Regions from separate parts of the Homo sapiens genome. Here region 2 is linked to region 1. The links are chromatin loops, found by intact Hi-C in ENCODE. Cell type or tissue: heart right ventricle. All regions are shown on one strand. Region 1 overlaps CCDC97 (coiled-coil domain containing 97). Region 2 holds the start of B3GNT8 (UDP-GlcNAc:betaGal beta-1,3-N-acetylglucosaminyltransferase 8).

What was found. A loop is a pair of places that touch in the nucleus more often than their neighbours do. Peaks named below come from ENCODE experiments on the same cell type or tissue, not always from the same donor. Only the 100,000 strongest peaks of a DNase experiment are listed, where the experiment ranks them.
Region 2: a loop joins it to region 1, with 3 times the contacts of the local background. A loop is called at or near these places in 31 of 110 quality-filtered maps.

What each region holds. Positions count from the first base shown.
Region 1 is chr19:41,320,484-41,322,983 of GRCh38, reverse strand. It overlaps CCDC97 (coiled-coil domain containing 97), which reads right to left. Exons shown (of 5, transcript NM_052848.3): 5 at 1-389. The coding sequence ends at 269. Among named protein-coding and RNA genes, the nearest start is that of CCDC97, 12 kb to the right of the region's middle. RefSeq lists silencers at 1-417, 586-880, 966-1,260 and an enhancer at 2,315-2,500. In heart right ventricle, a CTCF peak has its summit at 1,034 (motif pointing left); a DNase peak (open chromatin) is centred at 1,066; H3K27ac peaks cover 2,020 bases.
Region 2 is chr19:41,426,633-41,429,132 of GRCh38, reverse strand. It overlaps B3GNT8 (UDP-GlcNAc:betaGal beta-1,3-N-acetylglucosaminyltransferase 8), which reads left to right and starts at 1,759. Exons shown (of 2, transcript NM_001385648.2): 1 at 1,759-1,849; 2 at 2,323-2,500. The coding sequence starts at 2,355. RefSeq lists silencers at 1,439-1,588, 1,609-1,718. In heart right ventricle, a CTCF peak has its summit at 1,379 (motif pointing left); DNase peaks (open chromatin) are centred at 755, 1,692 and 2,366; H3K4me3 peaks cover 2,344 bases; H3K27ac peaks cover 2,500 bases.

The sequences.
Region 1 (2,500 bases):
AAAGACAGAAAGAGACAGAAAGAAGCCCAGACAGACACCAAGAAAGACAGAGGCAGGAGACAGGGTGGGAGAGATGAGAAAGGGAACCCCAGAAACAGTGGGGGTGGGGGTTGTCTGAGATGAGACTAGACCCAGTGAGATGGTGGTGTGTGTGGGTTGTGGGGCACTGCCCTGATGTCCCCCTAGAGAAAGGGTCACTGAGCAGGCCTGGAATCAGCTGCCTTGTTGGGGATGGGGATGGGGCAGGCGGTGGGAAGGGTGGCGGCCATCAGTCCCCATCCAGCTCTGGGCTGGGCGCATCCTCAGGTTCTTCCTCATCAAAGTACCTCTCCTCCTCATCCCGTGCCACGATGTCGAGGTTGTCGAAGTCGGGGTTGTCGTCTACTGTGCTGCAGGAGGAGGAGGCTGTCAAGGACTGGGTCTCCCTGGGACCCTCGGATGCCCAGGTCAAAGGCCTGGGGCACCCTGATGTCAAAGGCCATGTGCTGGCAGCCGTCAGAGCTGACCCTCCCAAGGGAGATAGTGTTTAAAACTCTCAGGGTTTAAAACTCAAGGGAACATTTTCCAAATCAGAGTTTGCACAAAAACTCTGGGCTGGGCATGGTGGCTCATGCCTGCAATCCCAGCACTATGGGAGGCCAAGGCAGGAAGATGGCTTGAGCCCAGCAGTTGGAGCCCTGGGCAACAAAGGGAGACCCTGTCTCTACAAAAAAATTGAAAAAGTAGCCAGGCGTGGTGGTGAGCACCTGTAGTCCCAGCTTACTCAGTTGGCTGAGGCGGGAGGCTCACTTCAGGCCAGGAGGTCAAGGCTGCGGTGAGCTATGATCAAACCACCACATTCCAGCCTGGGTGACAAAGGAGACCCTGTCTAAAAAAAACCCCAAAGCTCTAGTTTTTCTTAAAAAGCTGTAAAATGTGGCGACACATGGGCTTACATTCTCAAGCAGGCAGTGGCTCTCAACAAAGAACCACTTGGGGGTAATTTTGCCCCCACGGCATTTTGACATTTTGACGTCATCACTGGGGGCTTGCTACTGCCCTCCAGTGGATAGAGGCCGGGATTAGCCAGAGCTGACCACAGGCAGGACAGCTGCCCATGCCCTAAGGCAGCAAGTAAACCCAGCAGCACGCACTTGGGTTGCCAAGCCTAGCTTGATTTGGCCACTCAGAGATCTCCTACCCCCTTGCGACCCCTTGCGACTGCTCCAGCCCCTTCTGCCCCTTGGTGCTGCTGGGGGCTCTGGCACCTACTATGGCCTCTGCCAGGAATGCTCCTCCCACTTCCTGCAGGCCTTTGCTGTCAGCCCCTCAGAGAGGCCTTCCCTAGCCACCCTGTCACTCCCCTCCCACTGCTTCACTTTTCCTCATGGCCCCATCACCATGAAGTGCTAGAAAATTCTAGATCTTCCTCACTAGAGTGGGACCCCTTTTCAGGCAGGGAAGCCTTTCGTTGGTTTTGGTCCCCGCCTTATCCCCAGAGCCTGTGGACATCACAGATGCTCAGCACATGCCAACTGAATGCACGGATGGGGGACACGTCGGGGCCACTGCTGCCCTCCCGAGGCAACACACTGTGGTCCCTGCCACCCCCAATTTCCTCCTGGGCCCTGGCTTGGGAACAGCAGTGATGCCTGCTGAATGAGGGTCCCCATGGTCCAGGCCCTCTGCTCACCACTTTGCGTGCAGGAACTGGGGCTCTGAGCAGGCCTGCCTGGCTGGAAGTGGAGCAGCCAGATTCCATTCAAGAGCCAGGGATCCCAGAATGGGAGGAGGCTCTGGTGACCATGGCTGGGCCCCACGGCAGGGGCAATCACAATTCCCACTTTCCTGATGAGCCCACCTCAGGACGGACGTAGGGTCCGCTTATGTGTGGTCACACATTTCACATGTCATCGGGGCTGGATGTGAAACCAAGGAGGGTCCTCTGCTGCTGGGCCCAGTGTTTGGGACCACAAGGCAAAGCTACCTTAAATGACAAAACCAATCTTTGACTGACACATCACTCTCCTGGGTCCTTTTCCAAAGCAGGTGGCCCACGTGTCTCAGCCCTGGGGTGCTACTGGAGAAATGAACAACTGTAACTGTGGGGGCAGCCAGTGCAGGCCCCTCCATGCCGGGCATGAACTTTGCCAGGGGTTACTTCCTGCAGCATGAGGAGGTCCAAGGTGAAGCGGAAGAGGTTGGGCTTCCTAGGGAGACTTGGGGGGCTTGGGGTAGTAGCCTCTGCCATTGCCAGGAGGGAAGTGTTTCAGGGTTTCATTGATACTGAGCTATATGTCATCCCTGTCCATCCCCTGCCTTAGAGGTGAGGAGACTGAGGGTCTGAGATGGACAAGGCTAGTCCGAGGTCACCCAGCCTCTTCCTTTGGCTGTTCAACCCCACATCCTGGAACTGTTTTGGGGCCTTGTAGCTCCACAAAGGGAGACCCCCACAGCTTGTTAAGGGCTCTGCATGTGACCAAAGGCCGTGGGATGCTGGGCTGGGGGATGGGGAGGTGGA
Region 2 (2,500 bases), 110 kb before region 1:
ATGATCGTGTTCCACCAGCATGTCCACCCTCCAACCATGTTCCCCAAGAAGGCACCCCTTAGTGGCCAATCCCATGAGAGTTAATCATTCTGTATATTGAACTTTCCCTATTCCCATTCCTGTGTGGTTTCTCTCTCCTGATTGGACCCGGACTGAGGCACATGGCAAAGGCAAAAAGAAAGGCACCTTGTGAAGCTTCCTAATGCTTCCAGGAGGAGCAGCACCCCCTGCCCCCAGAAGCTAGATGAGCTCAGGGGGCCTGGAGTCCCTCTCCCCCAGCCCCAGAGTGGAGTGGGCTTGCAGACTCCCTCAGGAGGTGCTCGGGCCCCTGCCCCCAGCCCCTAGCTGTCATTTCCCACTCCAACTATTATTCCATTAATATTCACCACTTCCTCCCCACTCTCTTCCTCCAGCTGTTCCCACAGGCTCCATTATTCAAACTTTGGGGGAGGAAATCAGGGCTGGACAGATCATCAACTGCTGCTGCTGACAGACTGTGTTCCTGCCATGATGGGGACAGGCCTGCCCCAAACCAGGGTGGAGTGAAGGGGTCAGCCCAGGCTTAGTGGGAGCCCCTTAGTCTTACCCCATGTCTTGGGAGGTCTTCAGAGAGCTGATGCAGTCCCAACAGCAGGGGCCCCTGGAGGGCAGGGATGCAAACACAGGCAGACACCCCCTCCTGCCCCAAGGGGCTGGATGTGAGTGTTCCTGGAGTCACAGTGCCGCTGGGGGAGGGGAGGGGCCCGGGGTGAGGCTGGCTCCAGGCCGGAGGTTGGGGGTAAGGTAGGAACAGATTCCCACGCTGCTGGGCAGGCAGCCCGGGTGCCGAGAGGGATGGAGGAGGTACAGGGGATCAGCTTAGCTCCCGGGGTTCCCCGTGGGCCCCACCCCGTCACCCTCTATTGCCCTTGAAGCTCCAGTCTTTTCCTCTCCTGTTCTTCCCCTTGGCTCCCTCTCCGCCTCTGCCTGGGTCTGGCTCGGAAGCCTGAGTCCCTCCCCTCTGCCCTCCACCTGCCTCTCTCAACCTCTCTTTCCCCATGAGCACCCCACAGGGCTTCCGCAACCCCTTATCTTTCTCGCCATCTCCATTTCCCTCCCCCTCTCCCTCCTGGCCACCTTCCCACTTGCCCGTCTTCTCTCTCTCTCCCCCTCAGCTCTCTCCATCGCCTGTCTCACCCCAGTTCTCCTCTCTCTGCTCCCTGGCCGTCTCTTCCCTCTCCACAATGTCTCTGTCTCTCCTTCTCCTCACCAGCCCCGTTCCCCCCACCTCACCCTGACTGGGCAGCAACAACAAACATCCCTCTGGCAGGCCCGCCGATCCCTTCCCACTCAGCACATTCACTGCCGCCTCCTGGCCATGGGTGCAGCCGGGCGCCAGCCTCTCAGCCTCCCCATCTCTGCCTCAGTGGGACCCTGCCTCGCCCTGGTCACTCTAACACTCCCCAGCCCAGGCCCAGCCTTCAGCCCCACCCTCCCTGGCACCCCCTGGCCCTGGTTCTCCCCTCCCAGGCCTCACAAAGCCCCCGTCTTGTTTCTGTGGCTGCCCCCTGCACCCTTCCCAGCTGTCTCACCAGAAACCAGCCCTAACACGCCAGAGCCCCATCTCTCAGGTCGGCCTCCTGCCCTCCTCCCTCCCTCCCTCCCTCCCTCTCTCCTGCCTCAGCCCCGCCCCGGCCCCTGGGGCCCTCCCTGCTCCCGCTCCACTCCCCTCCCCGCCCCTCTGGACTGGCTGGGCAGGGCTGGGCCCCGCCGGTCGACAACACAGGGGCTGGGGCAGGCAGATCAGAGGGAGCTGAGGGAGGCCTGACCTGAGGCCGGCACCCGGAGCTGGCGGGAGCCAGACCCAGAGGTAAAAAAGCATGGGATCCCTGGTTCCCCAGTCCCTGGGGTTGGGGTGTTGCGGGAGGCAGGCTGGGTTTCTAACCCCAGGGAGCTAGGAATCCCGCTCCTGATTTCCTGGTGAGGGCAATAAATGGAGGGAGAGGGAGGAGATAGACGGCAAGGTCCCTTGTCCTGGATGGAGACAGGGAAGAGGTAGACCCTTGGGCTTTTAGGAAGGTGGAAGCATTTGGACGGAGTGGGAAGAACAGGGTGCTGGTACGGGATTGGAATGGGGGACTCCTAGGTCTAGGAATAAGGACCAACGAGGTCCCTGGGTCAGGGGAGCTGTTTAGGATCTGGGACCGAGAGAATCTGTTATGGGGGTTGGCGGGGACTATGGGAGATTGTGAAGCTGTCTGCCTGGGGCCTGGCTGGGCCCTCTCTGGAGGCCCATCCCCACACCCCAATGGCCTCCGTGGCTCCCCTGTGGCTCCCTTGTAGCTCCCGCGGCCGCCCCTTCCCTGGGCCGGGTCATGCGCTGCCCCAAGTGCCTTCTCTGCCTGTCAGCACTGCTCACACTCCTGGGCCTCAAAGTGTACATCGAGTGGACATCCGAGTCCCGGCTCAGCAAGGCCTACCCCAGCCCTCGGGGCACCCCGCCAAGCCCCACGCCAGCCAA